Linked DNA regions of Mus musculus: region 1 is linked to region 2. Evidence: chromatin loops called from intact Hi-C (ENCODE). Cell type or tissue: left cerebral cortex. All regions are shown on one strand. Links, peaks and the distances in the headings refer to the core of each region. The heading gives the core; the rest is flanking DNA.

Region 1 (5,000 bases), core at 1-5,000, 220 kb before region 2:
TTTGAAACAGAGTCTCACCACTGGTCTGGTGTGAGCAGCCATGACAGGCCTGCCCTTTCCTGGGTGCTGGGAATCTCAGGCCCTCATGCTTACAGACCAAGTGCTCTTCCTCACTGAGCTGACTCTCCAGGCCTAAAAGGCATTCCTTGTTTGTTTTTGTTTTGTTTTTTTGAGACAGGGTTTCTCTGTATAATGTTCCTGGCTGTCCTGGAACTCCATTTGTAGACAAGGCTGTCCTGGAACTCAGAGATCTGCCTGCCTCTACCTCCTGAGTACTGGGGTTAAAGACATGCACTACCACATGTTTCCAGGAGATATTCTTGATACAAAGTTATCATACTGTGATGGTGAAAGATCTCTATATTATGGATTGGAGGTTTTTGTTTGTTGTTTTGAGACAAGGTCTCACTATGTAATAAGGCAACTGGAATGCTGCATCCCAGCTTCTGCAGGCTGGGAAGATAACTGGTAGACTCCCTGGAAAACAATTTGACAGTTCTTTTAAAGTTATATATAACATCTACACGGCCTAGTAATTCCACTTCAAGATATTTATAAAAAAAGAAAAGAAGGGCTGGAGATAGCTCAGAGGTTAAGAGCACTGGCTGCTCTTCCAGAGGTCCTGAGTTCAGTTTCAAGCAACCACATGGTGGCTCACAGAGATCCAGTGCCCCCTTCTCCCCTGTAGGCATACATGCAGCCAGAACGCTGTATACATAACAAATAAATCTTTCAAAAAAAAAACCCAAAAAACAAAAAAACAAAACTGTGTTCCAAATACCTGGCAGACTAGCAGGATTAACCCTCGATTAAGGTAATGGGAAGGTAACTTATGATAGAAAATGCTACATTTTATTTGAGGTCCACAGACATAAGGTAATACATTTCATTCAGAAATGGTTTAGGCTGGTAGCTACCATACATAATGTCCTACGCCATTCCAAACAAAACAAAACCAGGAAGGACTTAATTGTGAAGAAGAAAGTGGTATAGATAGGCAAGAAATCAGCAATACAGAGAAACAGCTGAAAAATGAATAATGTCCAAAGAACATTCACAGTGTGTGTGTGTGTGTGTGTGTGTATGTGTGTGTGCAAGAAAGAGATGGACAAAGGGATTAATATTAGATAGAAGTGGGGCTAAAGAGATGCCTCAGTGGTTAAGAGCACTCTTTCCAAGGAGCTGGATTTGGATCCCAGAACTCACATGGTGGCTCACAACTACCTGTAATTCCAGTTCCAGGGAATCTAGTGGCCTCCTTGGGCACCACCAGGCACACAGGTGCCAAGACATATAAGCACGGACAGCACCCATACACACACATATACTAAAGATGCGATTTAAAAAAAAAGAATAGGCAGGTGCTGCAGAACAGAAGTTAGACAATATTAAGACGATGTCTGCCTGTAATCCTAGCCTCTGGCGGTTCACATGCAGCAGGCTGTGAGACTGTGGATGGGGGGCTGGGGGTGGGCTGCTTGTCTTAGCAATTAGAGGGCTAACACAGGTGGATCTCCACAAGCTTGAGAGCAGCCTAGGCTACAGAGGCTGGTTCAAAATCCCAAGTAATCCTCCACCTCCACCACCACCGCCATCATAGATCCACTGAACAGGGAGGGACTATCATTCTTATGATCCATTAAGTCTGAGCCTACCCAAAACACAGTGTTGTATATATTAAAAACAAAGAATAAAATGGTGTTTAAAACTCAAAGACCTGCTGGGCAGTGGTGGCGCACGCCTTTAATCCCAGCACTTGGGATGCAGAGGCAGGCGGATTTCTGAGTCCGAGGCCAGCCTGGTCTACAGAGTGAGTTTCTGGACATCCAGGGCTGCACTGAAAAACCCTGTCTCCAAAAACAAAACAAAACAAACAAAAAGAGTCAAAGACCTATTGCTAATTCATAGATTACCCATGTCTGAAAAACAGTAATCATCAACTTGCCCTCTGACTTCAATCTTTAATTAAAGTTTTTTTTGGAAGGAATGTAGAAAAAAAGGCTAATAGTTGACGTGTCCAGTAACTGAAGATAGACTGAACACAGCAATGAAAAGGTCAGATTAATGCCAGGCCTCCTCATTATTATCATTTTTGTGTCTCTGTCTAAATGTACAGCAGAATGGCCTGATGGGTTTAAAACTGAACATCTACGGGAGTTGAAGACAGAGTACCAAGAACCAACGCATCGATAAGTAGCCTAAATTAGCCAAAGAAATGAGGCTAGTTCTTAATGTCCAGTTCCGACAGAAGGTGCCTAGTACCACTCCGAGCTTAGCTACTGTAAGACGGGTGAGACACTAACCTTGGCTCGTAGTCTAGCTACTGAAAGGCCCTCACTTTCATCAGACTCTAATCAGTGCTGTGCTCTGGAGGGAGCCTGTGTTAGGGCCTGAGAGAAGTATACAATCTAGGCATGAAGAACAGGGGACAAAGCTTTCCCAAAAAATTCTGGAGTGAGGAGCCAAGCTGCTGCCAGGCCTTCTCTATGACTGCAAGGGCTTGAATACAGTGAGACCAGGACAAACGCTGCCTCCTTCTGGGTCTGAATACAGACTGGCAAGAAAGTAGGACAGGCTTCCTTGTAAGACCCGAAGTCTTCAGGCTGGATCGGCCTCCAGAGCTCAAAGCCTCCCGGGGTCCCCCTAGTTCCCATCAAGCCTCGCGCAGGGCCCCGAGGGTGTCAGCCCTCCAAGTTCAGGAAAGGCATGGTTTTCCTTCCCGCCTCTCCCTTAAGGCGCAGCGGCCAACCCTGCACCGAGTCTTGGAAAGTCTGGAAACGCTCCCACCTTCACTTTAATTAGCATCTTCTTCCCAGGTTGGGGTTGCAGGCGGCTAGAGTGCTGCTTCTCCCGCTGTGGTCGCTGCTGCCGCTGCCGCTTCCCAGCACTCCACGGCAAGGAACACTTCTGCTTCCGGGTCACTCTCTGGACCCACCCTCTCCTCTTTCCACCGGGTTCCCGAAACGCTCAGGAGTGCCCTCGTGTTCTGTGTCAGTGGGGTTGTAAAGAGAAAGGCAAGTCGGCTAGGAACAGCCAGACGGCGCCCTGAGACCCCGCGCGTGGCCACCGAACTGGTGTTAGCGGCGAGCTGGAACGGAACAAACTACTTGTCCCATCATGCCTGGAGGCAGCTCTGTCCTTTGCATCCTAGGAGTTGTAGTTCTTCTGCCGCTCGCACTCAACGGCAGCTTGAGTGTGTGGACTCTGTTACCCAGAAGGCCTTGCACAGCGCCCGAAGCTAGAATTCCTTGGGTAGTCGAGTTTGCAATTAGCGGAACTCGTTCGAGTGGCCCTGAAGGCTCATCGAGGCTGCACGCGGCTAGTTGCTAAGCAAAAGAATCTTTGGTCAACTGCCACCTGAGTCAAAGCAACAGGAAGTGAGTACCGCTATGCCGGAAGCTGGTTAAAATCTCTTTTCTCATCCCTAAGTTAGCTTCTTACTCTAAGTTGCCCTTTGCAGGGGCGAAAAAAGGGAGAGTAACTAGGTAAGGAAGCACCTTCAGGAACCATAATCTCTTCCCAATTCTCCCTAAAAATCATACCTGGGATTGAAGCATTAGGATAATCCAGACACTGGATGGTCCCAGGGAGACTTGAAGAACCACACCCTGATCTGACTTTACACAGTTTAAGCGTGAGAGGCGAACTTTGTTACTTCCCAGTCTTACAGCCTCATTTTTTTTTAAATCTAACTCCAGCTTTGCATCATGCCTCATATTGATAATGATGTGAAACTTGACTTCAAGGATGTCCTGTTGAGGCCCAAACGCAGCACTCTTAAGTCTCGAAGTGAGGTGAGCCAGTTGTCTTCCTTGGTTTTTATTTATTTATTTATTTTTACCTCAAGCTTCTAATGGACCAGGTCCAAGAAAGCTGTCAGGTTCGAGAACGATACATATTTTCTGAATGAATGAAATCTTAATGTCCTCTTAATGTCTGCAGGTAGAGCTCACAAGATCATTTTCGTTCCGGAACTCAAAGCAGATGTACAGTGGCATCCCTGTCATTGCTGCCAATATGGATACCGTGGGCACTTTTGAAATGGCTAGGGTTCTCTGTAAGGTGAGATTAACCTTATGCCCCCTACCAGATCTTCTCCCAGCTAGCGGCTACAGAGGAATTGCATCTGTATTCCCAGTCTCTGGCAATTAACAGAATGTTGTGTTTACTATTTTTTTTTCCATTACTAAGAACCATTTGATCAGTTCAAAGATCTGTCTGAACTAGTGAGATTCAAATTTAGATCTGTTTCATCTTTTTTATTATAATCTCCCATAAATTATATACTTTACCAAATTCTTCCAGTGCCCACCCAGGTCAACCCAAGCACATGCATTTCTTCAGTCAGTCATTGTTTGAACATTAAGCAGTCACTGTTTAGTCCAGAAATTAAATACTGTTTTGAGTATTTAAAAATTTTCAACCTGGGATATTACAGAAAAAAGGAGTTTATTAGTTTTCTTGTATGCCTACTATTATTTTAATTTTTCACTTCTTTAAGGTTCTTTTAGGTTCCTGGGAGTTTCTGAGATCTATCCCAAATGGAAGTTTTGTTCTTAAATACAGATTGTTCCCTTTGAAAATGGAAGACACTGCTCCTGACAGTAATATCACTTGCCTCTATGCATGTAGTTGAGAAGGTAGATAGTTGCCTGGGCACTTTTGAGAACATAATGTGCTTTGCTGATTAATCCTAGTATCCCTAGTTGGTGGGTTCTGTTTCTGTTTGTGGCTGTTGGCCTTAAAGACCTGGGTTTTTGTTTGTTTGTTTTTCTGTTTTTGTAGAATGTTTGTTGTGCTTTCTCTGAGATTGATAATTATGGAGTTTTATTACTTTATTCCTGTTACCATTTACTAATTCTTCAGGGTTTTGGCTATTATCTTGTCTGTCTTCTCTGACAGGTGGATTTGGGGAATTGGCAAATCTGTTAAAAAGGCATGCTATAATTCATGAACCTTACTGGGAAATGGATTTCAATACTGTGGACAAGTACTACAGA
Region 2 (7,944 bases), core at 1,278-6,277:
TAACCGAGGCGTTTGTGATGGCCCAGAGCCGGGTGGAGGAGTTAGTGCAACGGCTGAGCTGGGACCTTCAGCTACAGTCTTGTCCCGGAGCCCCTGACAATGGCGGAGTGCTGAGAGACTTCTCTGCCCTGCTGCAGACTAGGGAGGATGCCTACACAGAGGCCCTGCTGCGGCTGCCCCTGGCCGTGCAGGAGGAGCTCCTAAGCCTGGTGCAGGAGGCATCTAGAGGGCAGGGTCCATCTCGTGAGGTGGGGAGCTCAGGCCTGTTGAGTCCTCAGTTCCAGGGAGTCAGGGCTCCCTTGAATGAAGGCAGGGAATTCGTAGGCACCAGAGTGGCAGGGTCGGGAAAGTCGCCAGCAGTAAGAGGACAAAGTCATACTGTGGAGAAGGAGGAAAGGAAACAGGATGCTGTCAGGGACATGGGTTCAGGGCGGAAGGAGCTGTCTGGGGAAGAGGTCTGGGAGCCTGGAGTGGCTTACAGGTCACAGCTAGCAGGTGGAGGAGCAGAGGAGGTGGCACCCTTGAAGGGAAAGGCCTCGGGGAAACAGGAGGTTCCTCAGCAAAGAGGAGGGTTCAGTGTGCAGGGTGAACCTTCAGGTGCGCATGTGCCCTGTCAGAGGGCAGCTCCAATCCGGGGAGCCTCTCTCCTCCAGCGGCTCCACAATGGGAGCGCCTCACCTCCGAGAGTGCCTAGCCCTCCGCCCGCGCCGGAACCCCCATGGCCCTGTGGAGACCGAGACCGAGATCGAGATCGGGGAGACAGGGGAGACAAGCAGCAGGCTGGAGCTCGAGGCCGAGGGTCTCCGTGGAAGCGAGGCACTCGTGGGGGCAACTTGGTGACTGGCACGCAGCGTTTCCAGGAAGCCTTACAGGATCCTTTCACCCTGTGCCTTGCCAATGTGCCTGGCCAGCCAGATCTCCGTCACATTGTCATTGATGGCAGCAACGTGGCCATGGTGTAAGTAGCTGGTGGGACTGAGTTCTGGAGACAGCCTCTGAGGGGCTTGTGCCGCAGCCTTCTCTGGGTCCTGACGTCGACGCTCTCCGTAACAGGCACGGACTCCAGCATTACTTTTCCAGTCGGGGTATTGCTCTCGCTGTACAGTACTTCTGGGACCGTGGCCACCGTGACATAACCGTCTTTGTGCCTCAGTGGCGCTTCAGTAAAGATTCCAAGGTCAGAGGTAAGTTGGGTCTGGTCATCTGTGTCCTGGTGAGGCTGGGTCCACCTTGAGAACCCTGTTGCACTTTGTTCTACAGAGAGTCACTTCCTGCAGAAGTTGTATTCCCTGAGTCTGCTTTCCCTGACACCCTCACGAGTCATGGATGGCAAGAGGATTTCTTCTTATGATGACAGGTAATTGTTCCTCTCCTGGCCCCGAGTTTGCTATCTAAGGAATCTAGTGGGATTTGGAGTAGGACAGAGATGCTCCCGACCTCTGTCTTCTAGCCTCAGTAGTAGAGCTAGTTTCAGTGGGACAAATGATGGGTAGCTCAGCTCTGCAGGTGAGAGGAGACGGGCTGTAGACAGTGATGGTTTGCCTGCTCGCTATTCACCTCGTATTTATATAGAGTGCTTTATTGTCTAGGAAATACTGTGCAATTGAGATCTGCAAAAGCTGGTGGCATATAGAGCTGACAGAATTCCCAAATGTAGAGAAATTGTTTGAACATTCTGGGAAAAGGAGAGCAAACCTTTAAAGTAAACAGAAGGCAGAAACACAGTCTTTGAATGCTAGGAGTGTCTGGAACAGGATATGGCTAGAGGCCACAAGACTCAGGATGGAAGGGAATGTCGGAGTCAGAGCCCCAGGTTTTCTTAGGGATCTGCTTTCTCTATGGCCTTAGCCCCACCTCTCAGTGAATCAAATCAACCTCTTTATCTCAGGATCCATCTCCATTCATTTACCCTCCTTGTGAATTCCAAAAGAAGCTAAGGTATGTGCTTGCCTCATTCCTGGTGCTAAGCTGGAGGGAAGTCTAGTGATGTTCCCTCTTAACAGTGCATGGGCCCAGTTAAGTATTGCATGAAGCTGGGTGTGGTAGTCGCTCCTGTTCTCCCAGCACATGAGAGACTGAAGCAGGATAGTCTCCATTAATTTGAGGCCAGCATGAGCTACAAAGTGTGTTCCAGGCTAGCCTGGACAATAAGGTGAGACCCTGTTTTAATAAACTAAAAAGAAAAAATAAAGGCAAAAAGTGATAAATAAAATAACATCTCTATTTACAGAGAGAGACAGAAGCTAAGTGGTTAACTCCCTTGGCAATAAAAAATTAGAATTTAAGGTTACCTTGTAGGCAAAACAGAAAACATAGGGCTTATTCCTGCATAGTTGTGCACACATGGTATGGATATATATGCAGTTTAAAGCTAATTAGCTACTTTTAAATCGTTGTAAACATTACATCTTATTTTATGGGTAGTAGTGTTTTGCCTGCATGCATGGGTGTGCACTGTGTGCATGCCTGGTGCCCACAGAGTCCTAAAAAGGGTGTTGGATCTTCTGGAGCTGGAGTTACAGGGCATTGTGAGTTTCCTGCTGTGGCTGCTGGGAACCAGGTCTTTTGCATGCACAGCAAGTGCTCTTAACTTTTGAACCATCTCTCCGGCCCTATTTACAGTCTTTCAACAGCTATCAATACTTATTCCTTAGGATGTTCATTCAGTTTTTAACAATTAGTTTCCAAGTTACCGTGATTATCTTAGTTTATTTTCCTATACTGGCGATAAAATACTCCGAAAGAAGCAACTGAAGGGCTGGAGCAATGGCTCAGGGGTTACAAGTGCTCCTTGCTCCTTCAGGTTTGTTTCCTGGCACTCACACCATTGTAGCACACACAGCTCCAATGAGTCTAACACCCTAATCTGGGCTTTGTGAGCCTGCGATGTGTGTCAAGACACATGCAACCCGAGTTGGGTAGAACAACTCAAAGGGTAGAAGGAGTAAGCTGACTTCTGCAAGTTGTTCTCTGATCTCCACATTCTCATTGTGTCACATGTGTGTATGCGCGCACACACACAAACACAAATTAGAAAGGTAACTTAAAGGGCTGGAGAGATGGCTCCGTGGTTAAGAGCATTGATTGTTCTTCCAGAGCTTCTCAGTTTAATTCCCAGCAACCACATGTTGGCTCGCAACCATCTGTAATGAGATCTGATGCCCTCTTCTGATGTGTCTGAAGACAGCTACAGTGTATTCATATGCATAAAATGAATAACTCTTTAAAAAAAAAAGCACCTTTAAGAAGGATAATTTTAGCTCCTAGTTTCAGGTTACTGTCCGGTTCAGGTTACAGTCCATCAGAGCTGGGAAATCACAGTAACAGGAACTTAAGGGAACCGGTCACATCACATCCATAATCAGGAACAGAGAGCAATGAATGCATACATGGTAGTGCTCAGCTCACTTCCTCATAGGATCCGGGATCTGCTGCCTAGGGAATGGTGCCACTCACAGTGGATGGATCTTTCCATTTTAATTAGCGACATTCTTACAGATCACTTGCTCTAGACAGTCCTTCATTGTGAATGCTTCTCTGGTGATTCCAGATTGTATTAGGTTGACAATTAAAAGCTAAGCAGCAGAGTGATTATATGTTTTATCTTTCTATATATTTAGTTTTTACTTCTGAGAAGTAACTAGTATTTTACAAAAGGTCCTTCACTTTCTTTGTGTCTTAGTTAGGTTTCTGTTGCTGTGATACATGCCGTGATCCTAAGAAGTGTGGGGAGGAAGGGTTTTATTTCATCATAAGCTTTCAGGCAATAGTCACCTCTGATGGGAGGTCAGGGCAGAAACCTGGAGGCAGGGATTGGTGCAGGGACTGCAGAGGAGTGCTACTTACTGACTTGCTCAGCTGGCTTTCTTTTCCTTTTCTTCTTCTTTTTTTTTTTTTTTAAAGAGTTGTTTATATGAGTACAGTGTCACTGTCTTCAGACACACAAGAAGTGGGTATCGGATCCCATTACACATGGTTGTGAGCCACCTTGTGGTTGCTGGGAATTGAACTCAGGAACTCTGGAAGAGCAGTCAGTGCTGTTAGCTGCTGAGCCATCTCTCCAGCCCATCAGCTGGCTTTTTTATACCACCCAGGGCCACTTGCCTAGAGGTGGCACTGCCCACCATGGGCTGGTCCTTTCTTTATCAATTAACAATCAAGAAAATGTCCCATACACTTGCCTACAGGCAATTTGATGAGTCATTTTTCTCAACTGAGGGTCCTCTTGCTAGATAACTATATTGTGTCAAGTTGAAACAAAAACAAAAACTTCCCCCCAAAACCGAAAAGCCAACCAGAACACTGCTGCTGCGACTGGGTCTTCTTTGGATCTCACTATGAATCTCTGAGCCAGACTAATACCTCATCCGTATAGGCCAGGTTGACTTTGAGTTTGTGCCGCTTCTCCTGCTTCTGCCTCCTAAGTGCTGCTGTTTTTTTTTTAGGCCTAGGTTTCAATATATCTTAGACAGTAACTTGTTGACCATATCAGCATTGTAACAGAATTGATACTGGAGACTGAGTTTTAATGCATAGTTCCATAGAACCTGGTGGGTACATGATCTTCTAACCTTGGAATTTTTCTTCACTATGGAAAAATCATCACAGTAGAGCACAGCAGGGCCTGGCGAATGACTGCTGCAGAGCAGGGCGTCTCCTCACAGGAGAGCAGTAAACTGCTTAACTAGAAAGCGTCTCTGTATGTCACAGAGCATAGCATCCCCTTAGCTTGCTTCCCAACTACCTGCTCTCTGTACAACAGTGCCTTTCGGATACTGACCACCCACTTCTAACTAGATGCCTGACTTGGAGAAAGAACTCTGGGGTGAGAGTTGGTCCAGGATCCTCTGTGAATCAAGCACTTCAGGGCCTGGGGGAAGGGAGCCCTATTGTGACTGCATTTTACAGGAAGGAAGGGTTGTTCATTGAGAAGGATGTGGGATGGGCTGGATCTCTTTGATTTTAAAAGTCTAAAGTCTACCTACCACCTTGTGAATGTTACTGTGGATGCAGAGTTATTAAAATGGGACCTGGGCATGGTGGCAAATAATCTTTAATACCAGTACTTGGGACGTGGAGGCAGGGGCAGGGGCAGGGGCAGAGGCAGAGGTAGGGGCAGGGAGATGAGTAGTTTGAGGTAGTTTTAGCTATTTGGTGAGTTGGAGGCAAGCCTAGACTATGTGACGTCCTATCTTGAAATAAAACAAAAAGAGAACAAAACAAGAGGACTACTAAAGTGGGCCTCAGGTGTCTTTAAAAAATTTTAAATTTTGGGTTGGAGAGATGGTTCAGAGGTTAGGTGCACTGGCTGATCTTCTAGAAGTTCTGAGTTCATTTCCTAGCACTCACATGACAGTTCACAATCTTATGCCCTCCTCTGGTCTGTAGTCATACATTCAGACAGACAGAGCACCAGTATACATAAAAAACAAACCAAAAACCAACCAACCAACCAACCAAACAAACAAACAAAAAACCCAAAACCATCAAAAATCAAAACCAAAAGCACAAACCCTTAGAAACAATAACAAAAAACTTTGAAGTTTTATTTTTCTATTTATTTTTTGAGATACGGTTTCCCATAGCCTAGGCTGGCCCCAGGCTCAGTGAGTAACTGAGAATGACCTTGAACGGATTCCATTGTCTCCTGAATGCTGCAGTTGCCGGTGTATGTTGCCACGCTCGGTTTATGTGGTGCTGGAGACTGAACCTAGGGCCTCGTGCATGCAGGCTGGGCACTCTACCAAGCAAGCCATATTGCCAGAAAGGAATCTCCTTAGGTGGCTTTCACTGTAAGGGCTTAGGATGCATTCAGAGACGGAGGGAATAGTTTAAGGAATTGAAGTCAGATAGCAGAGCATGTGTTGAGAGAGTAATCTGATTGTTGATCTTAGCTGGAGTGGAGGGCACTTGAGGGAATTCTGAGAGAAGACTGGAAGGGTGACATGGAGGCTCTTAGTTGCCAGGCCTGGACATGCGGCCTTTAGTCAAAGTCTTTCACTTGGGCTGGGTTGGGCTGAAGGGCAGCTGTGGAAGAGTTCTGTGTAAGGGGAGAGCAGGTGAGACTGGAGGACGGTGGGCAGTTAGGTAAGGCAAATGAATTGGTAGAAGGCTGGGCAGTAGTCATAGTTTTAATGTCTGAATTATTAAGGTGATTGCGGCCTTGGGAAGGAAGGCAGTGTGAGAAGTTCTTCATTGGGAACTTTTCAGAGGATAAATGTAGGTTTGTGAGTGACGGGTGGGGTGGGAGAGAGTTAGAGCTAGCTCTTACTGGTTCTTAGTGTTGAGTGAAGGCTGTAGTGAATGGTGATGTTGGAAGACTGCCTCGGGTCCTTCACTGTTTCTTCTCTAATCTCTGTGTCTAGTCAGTCACGTGTAGCTGGGTGATGCTGAGGTGTGAAGCTAACTATGGAGGCACAGGCTGTGATCTCAGCCACTTGGGAGACCGAAGCAGGACGACTGAGAGTTCAAAGCCTACTTGGGCTACAGAGCAAATTCAAGGCTAGACCAAGTAACTTAGCAAGATCCTGTCTTTGATTTTTTTGTTTGTTTTTGGGACAGTTTCTCTCTATGTAGCCCTGGCTGTCTGGAACTATGTAGGCCAGGCTGGCTTAGAACTCACAGAGATTCACTTGTCTCTGCCTTCTGAGTGCTGGGATTAAAGGTGTATGCCACCATATCCTGCCTGTCGCCCTGCTCTGCCCCAACTTGTTGGTCTCTATCTCTGTCTGTCTCTCTATCATCTATGTATCTTATCATCTGTCTGTCTGTCTATCTATATCTAACCTATATTCATGTGCCTATTATCTGTCTGTCATCTATCTATCATCTATCTGTCGGTCTGCCTATTATCTATCATCTATGTATATGTTTCTGTCAATCATCTATTTATCTATCTATCATCCATCATGTATCTATGATCTGTCTATTATCTATTTGTCTGTTGGTCATCTACAGACATCTATCATCTATTATCAATCTTTGTATCTATCATCTGTGTCATCTATGTATCTATGCATCTATTTACCTATCTATCATCTATCTATATGTATGTATGTATGTATGTATGTATGTATGTATGTATCATCTACATACATACATACATACATACATACATACATACATACATACTATCTCAGTGGTAAAGCATTTGCTTAGGATGCATGAGGGTCTGGGCTCAATTCCCAAGAAGTCTTCCTCACCCTTCTTCAGTTAAGTGAATGAGTTTGGAGACTGACCTCCATCACCAGAAGTGGGTCACAGGTGCTGATATCTTACTGTGGGGTCAGCTCCTTGGAGAGTCCCAGAATGGTGTCTGTGTTTTGAGACAGGTTCATGGTGAAGCTGGCTGAAGAAACGGATGGGATCATTGTCTCCAATGACCAGTTCCGGGATCTGGCTGAGGAGTCTGACAAGTGGATGGCGATCATCAGAGAGCGGTGAGAGAATAGGGCACCGGCTCACACCTTTCTCTAAACCAGCTCTTCTCTGGCCACTGGGTGAGAATCCTGGGGAAGGGCTTGAAGATGCCTCAAAGGATAATAGCCAGTAGCTCCTGGTGGTGCTGGTCCCAGACGCCTGGGAGGTAGCCAGGTCATCTCTGTGACGTCCTCTTTCCTCCTTTAGCCTGCTGCCCTTCACCTTTGTGGGGAACCTCTTCATGGTCCCAGATGACCCACTGGGACGAAATGGCCCCACCCTGGATGAGTTCCTGAAGAAGCCAGTCAGGTAATGCCCCTGCTTCTGTAGGCAGCCTGTAGGCCTGCTCTTCTCTGAAGGATTGGAGGCTTGGATGGAGTGTCACAGCTTGGGCCGGCTTAATTCTGCGGTAGTCTTGAGTTTGCTGGCCTGGCCTTTAAAACCTCCCCAGGGAGTCCTGATACAGACCTTCATACTAGGTGGAGGAACTTTTATTTTCTCTTCTGGTCAGTGTGTTTGATGGAG

The links. Hi-C counts contacts between places; a loop is a spot of excess contacts. Peaks named below come from ENCODE experiments on the same cell type or tissue, not always from the same donor. Only the 100,000 strongest peaks of a DNase experiment are listed, where the experiment ranks them.
Region 1: it touches region 2 in a loop (2.2-fold over the local background); 8 of 42 quality-filtered maps call a loop at or near these places.

Annotation. Positions count from the first base shown.
Region 1 is chr14:55,669,008-55,674,007 of GRCm38, forward strand. Nedd8 (neural precursor cell expressed, developmentally down-regulated gene 8) reads right to left here and starts at 2,873. Exons shown (of 4, transcript NM_008683.4): 1 at 2,788-2,873. The coding sequence starts at 2,805. It overlaps Gmpr2 (guanosine monophosphate reductase 2), which reads left to right and starts at 3,228. Exons shown (of 10, transcript NM_177992.2): 1 at 3,228-3,377; 2 at 3,699-3,794; 3 at 3,943-4,062. The coding sequence starts at 3,708. In left cerebral cortex, for the core only: a CTCF peak has its summit at 2,902; DNase peaks (open chromatin) are centred at 2,697, 2,931 and 3,212; H3K4me3 peaks cover 2,242 bases; H3K27ac peaks cover 1,568 bases.
Region 2 is chr14:55,886,661-55,894,604 of GRCm38, forward strand. Khnyn (KH and NYN domain containing) reads left to right here. Exons shown (of 8, transcript NM_027143.3): 3 at 1-958; 4 at 1,054-1,184; 5 at 1,261-1,357; 6 at 7,332-7,439; 7 at 7,627-7,728. Among named protein-coding and RNA genes, the nearest start is that of Khnyn, 5.7 kb to the left of the region's middle. In left cerebral cortex, for the core only: CTCF peaks have their summits at 3,973 (motif pointing left) and 4,178; no DNase peak of the experiment used is centred there.